3 separate regions of the Homo sapiens genome follow, and all the other regions are linked to region 2. The links are chromatin contacts, found by Hi-C or POLR2A ChIA-PET in ENCODE. All regions are on one chromosome and are shown on one strand. The core of a region is the stretch at or near the end of the contact, and the rest is flanking DNA. Distances in the headings are between cores, read along the strand shown. Region 1 overlaps PARP12 (poly(ADP-ribose) polymerase family member 12). Region 2 has its middle 72 kb from the start of SLC37A3. Region 3 holds the start of TBXAS1 (thromboxane A synthase 1).

What was found. Hi-C counts contacts between places; a loop is a spot of excess contacts on that map. ChIA-PET counts read pairs that join two places held with the same protein, here RNA polymerase II (POLR2A). Pooled maps may share reads with other maps.
Region 1: a pooled map shows a loop between it and region 2 (2.4-fold over the local background). The contact joins two enhancer-like sites. A Hi-C loop is called at or near these places in 3 of 168 maps with a recorded cell type or tissue (CD8-positive, alpha-beta T cell, colonic mucosa and esophagus squamous epithelium), 3 of 37 single-sample maps with no recorded cell type and 4 of 50 pooled maps. POLR2A ChIA-PET finds 5 or more read pairs at or near these places in 1 of 52 experiments (activated CD4-positive, alpha-beta memory T cell).
Region 3: a loop to region 2 is called in a pooled map, with 2.2 times the contacts of the local background. The contact joins the promoter of TBXAS1 here to the enhancer-like site in region 2. A Hi-C loop is called at or near these places in 1 of 50 pooled maps. POLR2A ChIA-PET finds 5 or more read pairs at or near these places in 2 of 52 experiments (H1 and activated B cell).

What each region holds. Positions count from the first base shown.
Region 1 is chr7:140,048,404-140,052,720 of GRCh38, reverse strand. All of the region lies in intron 4 of PARP12 (poly(ADP-ribose) polymerase family member 12), which reads left to right. Among named protein-coding and RNA genes, the nearest start is that of PARP12, 12 kb to the left of the region's middle. RefSeq lists a silencer at 766-966. Within about 2 kb of position 2,945, at least 5 of the 41 ENCODE cell types and tissues checked have a DNase peak (open chromatin) inside an H3K27ac peak, as active enhancers do.
Region 2 is chr7:140,325,001-140,329,007 of GRCh38, reverse strand. No RefSeq gene overlaps it. Among named protein-coding and RNA genes, the nearest start is that of SLC37A3, 72 kb to the left of the region's middle. Within about 2 kb of position 2,131, at least 5 of the 41 ENCODE cell types and tissues checked have a DNase peak (open chromatin) inside an H3K27ac peak, as active enhancers do.
Region 3 is chr7:139,827,435-139,831,263 of GRCh38, reverse strand. TBXAS1 (thromboxane A synthase 1) reads right to left here and starts at 2,000. Exons shown (of 13, transcript NM_001061.7): 1 at 1,785-2,000. The coding sequence starts at 1,873. RefSeq lists an enhancer at 1,128-2,327.

The DNA of each region.
Region 1 (4,317 bases), core at 1,696-4,195, 280 kb after region 2:
AGAAAGTTTGTGGAAAATGCATATTATGAAAAAATTATGCATGGAGTTCAAAAGTTTTGCACCAAAATAAATTCATACTAACTTGTAATAACATATCTGAAGAGGATCTAGTTTGAGGCACTAAGAAGGATAAGACATCAATTTGGAAAGAGCCCCTATCAAAGCAACATGAATTTTGCTGCAGTTGAAGCAAGAACAAATATCAAATTAATGGTGACTCTTGGGTGGCAGAATGACAAAATCATTGATGCTTTACAAAAAAGTTTATGAGGACAATGTCCCAAAGAAATCAGTTTATAAATGAGTAAGTCATTTTAAGAAGGGATGAGAGAATGTTAAAGATGGAGCTATGCACATCAATTTGTGAGAAAAAAAATTAATGTTGTTTGTTCCTTAATTGAAGACCAGTGATTAACAGCACAAACAGTAACTGACACCAGACATCTTGATTAGTTCAGTTTATACAGTCTGCCAGAAAAATTAAAAATTAAATTTGAGCAAACTTTCCACTCTATGAGTGCCAAAACCATTCTGCCTGGATCAGCTGCAGACAAGAGCAGAACTTTGAATGGAAATTTTAAACAAGTGGTATCAAGATCCTGAAGCATTTCTCTGAAGAGTTGTAACAGGAGATGGAACATGGCTTTACCAGTAGGATCCTGGAGACAAAGCAATGGCTCCTAAAAGGGGGAAGTGGCCCAGTCACAGCAGAAGTGATCAGGAGCAGAAGTCACAGCAACAGTTTTTTGAGATGCTGAAGACATTTTACTTGTTGGCTTTCTAGAGGGCCAAAGAGCAATAACATCTGCTTATGATGAGAGTGTCTTGAGAAAGCCAAAACTTTAGCAAAAAAATGCCCAGAAAGCTTCACCAGAGGGTCCTTCTCCACCACCACAAGGCTGCTGCTCATTCCTCATCAATCAAGGGCAATTTTGCAAGAGTTTCAATGGGAAATCTGTAGGCATTCACTTTACAGTCCTGATTTGGCTCTTTCTGACTTCTTTTTGTTTTCTAATCTTAAAAATCTTTAGGTCGGTCATGGTGGCTCATGCCTGTAATCTCAGCACTTTGAGAGGCCGAGGCAGGTGGATCACTTGAGGTCAGGAGTTTGAGACCCGCCTGGCCAACATGGTGAAACCCTGTCTCTACTAAAAATACAAAAATTAGCTGGGTGTGGTGGCACATACCTGTAATCACAGCTACTTGGGAGGATGAGGCAGGAAAGTCACTTGAACCCGGGAGGTGGAGGTTGCGGTGAGCCGAGACCGTGCCACTGCACTCCAGCCTGGGCGACAGAGTGAAACTCTGTCTAAAAAAAAAAAAGAAAAAAAATCTTTAAAGGGCACCCATTTTTCTTCAGTTAATAATGTAGAAAAAAGACTGGATTGACATGGTTAAATTCCTAGGACCCTTGGTTCTTTATGGGTGGACTAAATGGCTGGTATCGTCTTTTACAAAAGTGTCCTGAACTTGATGGAGCTTATATTGAGAAATAAAGTTTATATTTTTTATCTTTTAATTCCGTTTTCCATGAACTTTTTGAAGTCCACTTACATATGTAATATTAACACAGAATTGGGCAGCCATCATCATAGGCAATATGAAAACATTTTCAACACCCCCAAAGTAACCCCGTCTTCATTAGCAGTCTTCCCTCCCCCCAGCTCCTGATGACTACAGATGAAGGTTCCATCTCTATAGATTTGCTTGAATATTTCATATAAATGGAATCATACAGTATTGGTCTTTAGTGACAGTTATACCCATTTTTATTGGGTTATTTGATCTCTTATTGAGTTGTGTTTTGTATATGATTTATACTGAAGATATATCCTTCCAGTCTTTCATGTTTATTTCCTTTATAGTGTACAGGTATTTTAATAGTGGTGTCCAGATAATATTTTTTTTCTTTTATGGTTTGTGTTTTTTGTATCCTAAAAATATTTGCCTATTCTAAGCCTACAGAATGTTTTCTCTTATGGTGTTTTCCTAGAAGTTTCAGGGGCTAGGCTTTTAGGTTGAAGTCTAGCTGTGAATACTTGTTCTCTTAACTCTGATCATTCTGTCCTTAGGTATCGCTGTTTCTGTGTGAGTTGCTGCCTCTCTTTGAATTGTTTTCCTTCATGTGTTGAGCGACTCTTGGTTGTCTGTCACGTTGGTGCTTGAGAATCCCGTATACCTGTTGGTTGATTTCCATGGGGCTGATTTGGATTCCAGGCCCTCATTCTAGTGATGGTGGGGAAGAGGCAGAAGGTCCTGCTTGGTGAGGTGGGAGGCTGGCATGTAGCCTAGGACTGGGACGGGGGCTTTGGTGGCCGTCTCATTTGCTTTTCTCTTGCTCTAACCCTTATATTCACACTTAGTTTAACTAGGAAGTGCACAGCAAGCTTCCTTCACACAAGCAAGTTAGGGGAAGGGAGTGCCTCTGCCAGGGGCTCCCATTGTTCTCATTGGGATTGGCCTGGGTATCGTTCTTGCTCCTGGCTTCATCTGACTCTGAATCTGTGATGACCCCAGATCTTTTCTACTTCTGTGGTATGTTCTGCACATTTTGTCTGCATTTTTCTCTCTTCTTTTTATATCTATTTGATTCTCATTGCTCCATAGTTTTAGCAATTCTTGAATAATTCTGGTCTTTTGATGGTATTTTTTATTGTTTTCCAGTGCTTTTGGATTTATTATTCTCTCTGGCCTGTTATTTCAAGGACTATAGGGAGGAAGGGCTGGGGTGGATGTGGTGTTTTGTCTGCCAAATTGATTTGATTTCTATGACTCACGTCCTAGAAAGCCCCTGGAATGCCAACGTGAGGTAGGGAACATTAGAAGGCGGGAAAAGAAGTTGAGAAAGGGGACAGGAAGACCAGGACAAGGGAAAGGACCTTATGTCTCTACCGCTGTGCTGGGACTAGGCTCTCACCAGCTGCTGTGGCTGCAGTGGCTTACCTGGTGCCTCCTGTCCTGGGCACCTTCCAGCTGTGAACAGTGTGGTCTATAGCTCAGCTTTGTTTCAGAACGGAAGCCTCAGGCCTGCTGTTTGATTATAGTGCATTCCCCTGGCCCCCATGTCCTTCCTGAGGAAGCATCAGCCTGGAGGGCCCTAAGGAGTGCACCTTCCCCAGGATGTGCCTGTTTGCAGGGAGATCCTGTCTCAGGCTGTCCATAGTACACCTGTGCCTGGGGTTTGTAGGTATAGCATTTGACTACTGGGATGCCCTGGGGTGGCCTTCTGCTCTCATCCCTGATCATTTCCTCTAATGCCTTTCAGGGAGGGAACAGGAACTGGTTGGTTGTGACCTTGGACCATAGCTATTTGTCTTTCCTGGCCCAGCCCTTTAATTATCTGTTGTGTACACACCTGCTTGAGAGAGTTCAAGAGGTTCCTGACCTAGTGAGCTGTCCATGTTCAAACTGGACAAGTTAGGAGATCTTCAGTCCCTGGTGTGGCTGTTTTCAGCCTTGTTGCACTTAGAGGAGTTTCCTTGCTTGGGTGTCCCCACCTTGTTCCCTCAGTCCTCTCAGCCTGGCACTCTCTTCTGCCCTGTCTGCTCGGCCCCATACCTGATCACACAATCCCAGGCACCCTCCCACCCTCCTCCATGGGACTTCCCCCACCAGGTGCTTTTGCAGAGCCTGGGAAAGAAGTGGCATTGAGATGTGCCTGAAAGAATGCACACAATTTTAGAAAATTTTAATTTTTTTCAAGTATCAAATTAGCTAGTTTCATTATTATTTTGAAATACAAATTAAAAATGTACAAAGGACACTCAGTAAGAAATAAGTCGCCCTCACACCAGTTTTCTCCAGAACTCAAGTCCCCTCCAAGAAACAGCCATAATTATCCATTCTTTGAATATCCTTTCATCGAGACTGTATACGTGTACAAGGGTATGTGTCTGTTCAGTTTCCTTACACAGGCACGCTAGCATGGCTTTCTACCTTTTTCACTTAATTAGATGTATAATTTTTGGAATATATTATATCTTCTTGTGGTTCAAAGTTCAAAACATGCCAAAATGACAGAAGTCTTTGCTTATAACTTTGTCTCCAGTTACCAGGTTCCCTCTGCAAGAAATAATATGTGCATGTGTGTGTGTTTAGTTAGAATATGTCTAAACTTACTTTTTTTTCTATTTTTTACCCAAATAGAGGCATTCTGCACCTTGTTCTCTATCTTCCTGCCTTAGAGCAAATATCTCAGAGGTAGCTAGCTGCATGTCACAGTGCAAAGAGCTTCTCATTCTTTTTCTCTCCTTTCTCCCTGTCCTCTCATGACACTTCTCTGTGTGGATATAGCAGAACCTCACATAGGCTGTTGAC
Region 2 (4,007 bases), core at 882-3,381:
TGCATAGTTAATCAAATAATACTCGAAAAGTTCTGTACCTGGACACCCAAGGTGTGGTCTTTCAGCCATTAGTGAAATAATGCTTCATAGGTGGATGCATCTTTTAAAACTGCTGTTCCGTTCACTACTCTGTTTTATCCCCTCCACAGTCTGAGGTCTGCAGGTGATTCTGTAGTTTACATGTCAGAACCAAGATTCAGAGAGAGTAAGTGGCTTGCTGGGAGTCAAATCATCTGAATAACAGAACTAGGACTAAATTAAAACCCAGTTTTTAAAATTTAACTTCAGTGGCTTTTTTTTTTCTGCCATGCAGCCTCTCCTTAAATTGACTCTTCCCCTAGGCTTACTTCTACTTCCAGGGTGTAAATTGGGTAGCCAGTTCTCATCTTTCTCTAGGGCCAGAGTCCCAAGGGTGAGCAGAATTGTCAGACCTGCACCTTTGTGTGGAAACCACCTGTGTCCCGTTCCTGCTGTTGGGCTGTGGCCCCACAGGGATGTCCAGGCCAGCCTGGCTGACTGGCCTTGCCCTGGGGTCTTAGCCTCTCTCTAGGGGGCCTTCTGTACTAGATTTACCTTTTTATTTTTTTTGAGATGGAGTTTTGCTCTTGTCGCCCAGGCTGGAGTGCAGTGGTGCGATCTCAGCTCACTGCAACCTCCACCTCCTGAGTTCAAGCGATTCTCCTGCCTCAGCCTCCCGTGTAGCTGGGAGGTGCCTGCCACCATGCCTAGCTAATTTTGTATTTTTAGTAGAGATGGGGTTTCACCATGTTGCCCAGGCTGGTCTTGAACTCCTGACCTCAGGTGATCCACCCACCTTGGCCTCCCAAAGTGTTGGGATTACAAGTGTGAGCCTCCGCACCCGGCCTAGGTTTGCCTTTCTAAACAGCACCTCTTTACTCTTTTTCCCTCATCTTCTGTTTGAGTCTAAGAGTTGCACCATCCACTTGATAAACTGCTGCCTTGGTGTTTCTCCCCCAATTCTGTGTCTGCACAGTCAGCGGAGGTGTGACTGTTTCACGTGCCCGGCTGACCCAGGTCTGCCTTGGGTCCCTGCTCGGGCACCCCTCTTTCTAACAAATGTTGAATTAACCTTGAATGAGATTGTTGCTTCTAAAATGCCATTGGTCAGCTTTTTACTGCTTGTTCTTGCCCTCTGTTTAAGGAATTTTTTTTTCTTTTTGTCCTTTCAGGAATTAAATAAAAAGTAGCAAAATTGTTTGAAACTGTTTTCAATCCCCTTTATCACTGTGGCACAGGAAGCTGTCATCTCAGAAATTCATTGGCAGAGAAACACAGATAAAAGGGCTACCCTGTTGGACAGGAATGTTCTTTTGGATTTAATGGGATAATTGTATTTAGGTAAAACCTTTCATCTGAGGACTTCAAAGGCCTTTACCTTGTTTAGTAGTTATTATCACACCCTACAGAGTGACATTAGGGTACCACACTCCTAGATATTTTTTGTGTGTGTGCATTTGTTTATTTATTTAGCATTTTGCTTGTTTTCTTAGGCTCACCATGGAAAGCCTCAGGAACCTAACAGCACTGCAGTTGATTTCCATTAAAAAATAGTACCTAACAAATAGCAGACGTAACTGGCCTCTGTGTCCTAGAATGACGAATGAAGATGTTAATAGGGTTATAAAATAAAGAGCAACCATTCTGGAGCCAGGAAGGCGGGGCTGCGAGGGGCAACAGTCGTGACCAAAGTACTGGTGGCAGAGAGCGCTCCTTCCCCACACGCCCCAGTGGGTTTTACTTTTATTGGTTCTACTCAGGTTCCGAAAAGAGATTATTCTGTGAACAAGCTCTTGGAGAGAGTGTAGAGCCTCATAATCCTCCTTAACAGATTTTTTTTTTTTTTGAGACAGAATCTCGCTCCGTTGCCCAGGCTGGGGTGCAGTGGTGCAATCTCAGCTCAGTGCAGCCTCTGCCTCCTGGGTTCAAGCGATTCTTGTGCCTCAGCCTCCAGAGTAGCTGGGATTACAGGCATCTGCCACCATGCCCGGCTAACTTTTGTATTTTTAGTAGAAAACAGGGTTTCACCATGTTGCCCAGGCTGGTCTCAAACTCCTGACCGCAGGTGATCCACCTGCCTAAGCCTCCCAAAGTGCTGAGATTATAGGCGTGAACCACGGCGCCTGACCAACAGATCTTTTGAGAAGCAAGCCTGTGTCATGACCTGAGGGAGGATCCCTAACTTCCTGCCCCCACCCTCCCAGCCCCAGGCTCTGCAATCCGTGAGAGGCCATTGGCACAGCCTCTGGATAAAGGGGTTGGATTGGTGGTGAAGGGAAGAAGCTTTCAGAGAAATCTTGGCAAGAGTGGCCATGGGGTGCCCAGTGCTGTCCCCTTTGCTGTCCCCTTCCACACGCATCTGGTCTTGGCACAGCCATGTCACTGTCTACCAGCTTCTTTAATGCTTCAGGGTCGTGGTGGTTGTGAGAGAGAAGGAGATTTTTATACCGTTGGTTATGTTTTCCTTCCCAAAGAAGCAGTTCTTGGCCTGTGAAAACCCTTTCCCCGTGGCGGACCATTCATACCTCTTGGCTCAGCAGGGGGAGACAAAGTCCCAGACACTGCCTGCTGCACTTGTTTGAAGGAAAGTGCTGCACGCTCTTTATTTCAGTCTCACTTTATATCCGTTTGTTTAGATGTCCTCCTGGCTAGTTATTCTCTCTCTGTTTCCCCTCTGTGTAAGTCCTCGGTTCCCTCCCCTGGCCTCCTATTTCCGCTGGTAACCTCCCAGTCCCTTATACTGGAAGATGCAGAGGACCTGGAGATCGTCCACTGAGACAGTTCAGCCTCAAAATCCCTGACTCAGCCTGTGCTAAAGTCTCAGAAGACGTGGGTCCTTAACTTCACTCGAAATCTCACTCCCTTAAATTAGCTTCTGTCCACCTTTTTCTTCAGTCTTTATGTCTCCAGACCTCTGAATTGAGTCAGTGGAGGGAGGAGAGACCTTCAGTCACCCCCTTCACCTCTCACAGCTGTCATCCCTCTACTACCAATGTTGAACAGATTCTCCGAATGGACAGTCCACCTATGGAAAACCACATTATTTTCCAGCAACTCTTCCTTCCATCATCTGGAATCCAGCTTTGAACTGAGTTTAGAGCTCAGTCGGCTTCCTCCCTCTCTCGTGTGTGAATTCCTTTGTGTTGTCTCTACCAGCTGGCCACTAACCTGTCCGCGGAAACTGTCCCCTTTCAAGGACCAGAGCATGCTCTCCCGGGGAAGCCATTCCATTGTTGGAGAGCTCCCATGGTTAGAACGGTCTTTATCCTATTCACTGGGGATCTCATGATTTCTTCCATTGGTTCTAGGAAAAAGCAACACAAATGTATATTTTCTCTTGAGATACGTGTGTGTGTGTGTATGTATATTTATGTGTGTGTATATATATATAAAATATATAAAATATACAGTTTTTTCCTTATTTACATTGAAGGGCTAACTCAATATATTTGAAGACAACTTCCGTCTTTCCCTTTGAAAAGCTTTTTAGGGCCAGGCGCGGTGGCTCATGCCTGTAATCCCAGCACTTTGGGAGGCTGAGGCGGGTGGATTGCTTGAGGTCAGGAGTTTGAGACCAGCCTGACCAACATGGCAAAACCCCGTCTCTACTAAAAATGCAAAAATTAGCTGGGCGTGGTGGCGGGCGCCTGTAATCCCAGCTATTTGGGAGGCTGAGGCAGATGAATTGCTTGAACCTGGGAGGTGGAGGAGGAGGTTGCAGGGAGCCGAGATCACGCCACTCCACTCCAGCCTGGGTGACAGAGCGAGACTCTCTCTCTCAAAAAAAAAAAAAAAAAAAGCTTTTTCAAAATGTGATTGAAACACTTCCCCCACTATTGCTTTCTGATCAAACTGGGAGGTCCCAGTTCTTCCCTTTTGAAATTGTTGAGTACCTTCTCATTCTTTGAACGCTACTGATCTTTCCCAACTTGATTTCCTCTTTCCTCCTAATCCTCAATCCCAAGAAACTCTCTAGGCAAAATTCTTTC
Region 3 (3,829 bases), core at 751-3,250, 500 kb after region 2:
CTCTCCTGCTGCCTCTGCTCCTCCTGCAGTATCCTCTCTAGACATCCAGCTCACCCCCAGAACCTCTGTGTCTCCCCTGCCTTGGGCACCTTCTCCAGATCTCCTGCTTCCTGACCTTGTACCAGGGCCTCCTCCAGACTGGGCACACATTAACAGGTTAATAAATATTTTTGCAATAACAAATAGAAGTCAGCTCTCACTTCCTGTTTACCACTTCTGCTTGGTACATTTATCTTAATCTCTGCATCTTTGAACCAGGTTATTAATATGGCCCAAGAATAGACAGCAAACACATAGCTGCCCTGCTGAATGGTGTGGTGTTCCTACATGGCAGGCACTGAGCTGGAGGCTCAGACACAACAAAGACTGAAACAAAAGTGTAAAAAAGTGTCCGCTTTGAGAACCACAGTCAGAGCATAGCTATTGATGAGATTAATATGAATAAGCACATTAGTAAGAAATTAAAAATAAACCTAAACCACTAAAGACTTATTTTCTTTTAGGTTACATAGATGATAGATGGTTAATTATAGTGGCTGACATCGACTAAGCACTTTCTGCATGTCAGACACTGTGCTTCGGGCTTCCCGGAGCATAAAAACACATTGAGATGGATTATTGGGGGCTGGGGGTAGGGAAGGAGCTACCATTTGCTCTTGGTTTTACATGTGGCCAGTTTCAATCCAAGGTAAGCTACAATGAGATAAAAAAGTTCAAAAAAAAAATTAAACCAGTTAAAAAGAAAAACAGCACTGGGACTGAGGCTGGGTTTCAGAGCCAATTTCCAAGAAGTAATTTCATCATCATAGAACATCAAACGTGAATTCCACTCTCAGCTATGCAAATTCCAAAAGAATAATACCTCACATTTGCATAATGCTTGATGCTTTTCAAAGTGCTTTCCCAGTTATTAATCTAGAGAAGGCTTTATTACTACTGAAAACATAAATTAAAATTCTGTTCGGACTCCAGTCCTCCATTATTTTTTCCACTCACTTTGCCCTCAAAAGCCAGAGCCATCTAAATCCAGGTGCTTTTGATTGAATGGGTAACTCTAATAAGTTTAACTGACAGGGCGAATATGCATAAATGTAGCATATTATGAGGCCTTCGACCTACAGACACCAGAGTCAGCCTTAGGAAAATTTGCTGTTGAATTAACAAAACCACAGGGGAGCAACTCGGAGTTCAAGTTTGAGATCCTTTCAGGGTCTCAAATTTTGTAGGAGCTGCACACACTATGTTCATCAGAATCCATCTCCCTCTATCAACTATGAGAAATTAGATCTACCACTTTGTCCTTAACCCTACAGAAATCCCCCTCAATGACTTCCTGCAAAGAGGCCCACATTTGCCAAACAGCTCCTACGTCTTGTTTTGTTTTGAATGTAATATGAACCAAGAGGCTGAATTCACTGTAAATCCAACAAGGACAGAGGATTTTAGAAAAATGAGGTGAGGAGATATGACGGGGTTCAAGGAAATGCTTCTACCCAAACCTAATGCCTTTCCAATTTGTTTCTTTTTCCATCTCTTTCAAACTTAATTATGTGTAGCGTTCTCAGTCACTGAATCACCAGCCTTTCCTGACACTTCAATCTCATGCATTTTAGCAAAAGATTAACCTGGCTGTTTGCTTTTAATTCTGAAGCTGTGTTAATACTCACTCCCGCTAGATTAGAAAAGAAGAAAAACACACTCCCACATACCCCGCCATGGCACCAGCAAGGCTCCAGGGTGAGACGGCTGACGCTGTCACAGTCCCTAGGGCTGGCTGCACTTACCATTTCAGGAGGGCCAAGAGAGCCACTGACAGGGCCACCGTCACCATGGGGCCATTCACTTCCAATTTTAGAAACCCCAAGGCTTCCATCATTCCTCTGAGACCCCAGAGTGGTGGTCTTCCAGATGAGACAGGAGGCTGATCTCGCCGCCCTTATGGGAACCGTGCTCTGCAGGTAGAAAAGGGAACAGGCAACCAAGCAAACATCACATGGAGTGGGCCCCCACAATGTGCTCTTTCTCAGAGTGTCTCCCTATAAAGAGGAAGGAAGAGGAGGGCACAACAAAGGGTTTCAGTGTAAAGGAATGAATCAGCAACTTTATTCCTTGATGACTGCACTGTCAATAAACATTTATATTAACTTCCTCAGAGAAGAAAAGCAAACTTCCCCATGTTTGCTGAGAAACAAAATGGTTGTAACCACGGACTTGTACTCTGAGAGGAAGTCTTCAAAGAGAGACTCTTCTCCAAAATGTCTATCTATATCTATCTCTATGTCTATATCTATATCTATATCTACATCCATCTATAATTTTTTAAATTCACAATTAAGTGAAGATACATGTCAAGAGATTCTGAATATCCCAGAAAAATACAGGACCAGACGCCAGCCTGATCAAAATGCTGGCTGCTTTGAGGACAACCATCCCACCAAGTCCATTAGTTGCTGGGTCTGAGGACCTGTCTGAGTGTCTGGCTGTTGGAGCAAAGCAAAGATCCCGATTGGGGTCAGTGTTCTCATGGTGAGTTGGAGGGCTTCTCAAGTGTTTGAAGGCAGATCCGTAGGCTCATATATGGGTCCTTTGTTCTAGCTTTGAGCTTATCTGACTAAAGTGGACAGAGAGATGGAGGGGATCATAGTGGCTGGGTGGCAGGACTAGATTGCAGCTTCAGACAGAGCAGCATCTGGAGGCTTCCATGGTGAATTTTAGCTCCAGATCAACTGCAAGAAAAAACCAGCAATCCCAAAAGGACCCACAGACTCTCTGAAGGAACCAGACTGCTCCTGCAGGACCCAGAAGACACTCCAAATACTGTGAGTGCCCCATTTGCGGAAGTGGGAAAGGGAGACCCTCCTCTCCCAACACAATCCCCCAATATTGAATGGGAGAAATATTCAATGAAATAGCTTAAAGAAAAAATAATTGAAAATTCAGGAAACTTTGGACACACTTTTAGAAATGTGAAATGCTCTGGAAAGTCTCAGCAATAGAATTGAACAAGTAGAAGAAAGAAAATCAGAGCTCAAAGACAAGGTCTTCAAATTAACCCAATTCAACAAAGACAAAGAAAAAAGAATAAGAAAATATGAACAAAGCCTCCAAGAAGTCTGGGATTATGTTAAATGACCAAACCTAAGAATAATTGGTGTTCCTGAGGAAGAAGAGAATTCTAAAAGCTTGGAAAACATATTTGGGGGAAGAATCAAGGAAAACTTCTGCAGCCATCTAGAGACCTAGACATCCAAATACAAGAAGTACAAAGAACACATGGGAAATTCATTGTAAAAAGATCTTTGCCTCAGCACATTGTCATCAGGTTATCCAGAGTTGAGACAAAGGAAAGAATCTTAAGAGCTGTGAGACAGAAGAACCAGGTAACCTGTAAAGGAAAACCAATCAGATGAACAGCAGATTTCTCAGCAGAAAACCTACAAGCTGGAAGGGATTGGGGCCCTGTCTTCCGGCTCCTCAACAAACCAATTATCAGCCAAGAATTTTGTATCCAGTGAAACTAAGCACCATATATGAAGGAAAGATACAGTCATTTTCAGACAAACAAATCCTGAGAGAATTCGTCATTACCAAGCCACCACTACAAGAACTGGTAAAAGGAGTTCTAAATCTTGAAACAAATCCTGGAAACACATCAAAACAGAACCTCTTTAAAGCATAAATCACACAGGACCTATAAAACAAAAATACAAGTTAAAAAACAAAAGCAAAAAACAAACAAAGAAGTACACAGGCAACAAAGAGCCCGATGAATGCAATGGTACCTCACATTTCAATATTAACACTGAATGTAAATGGCCTAAATGCTGCA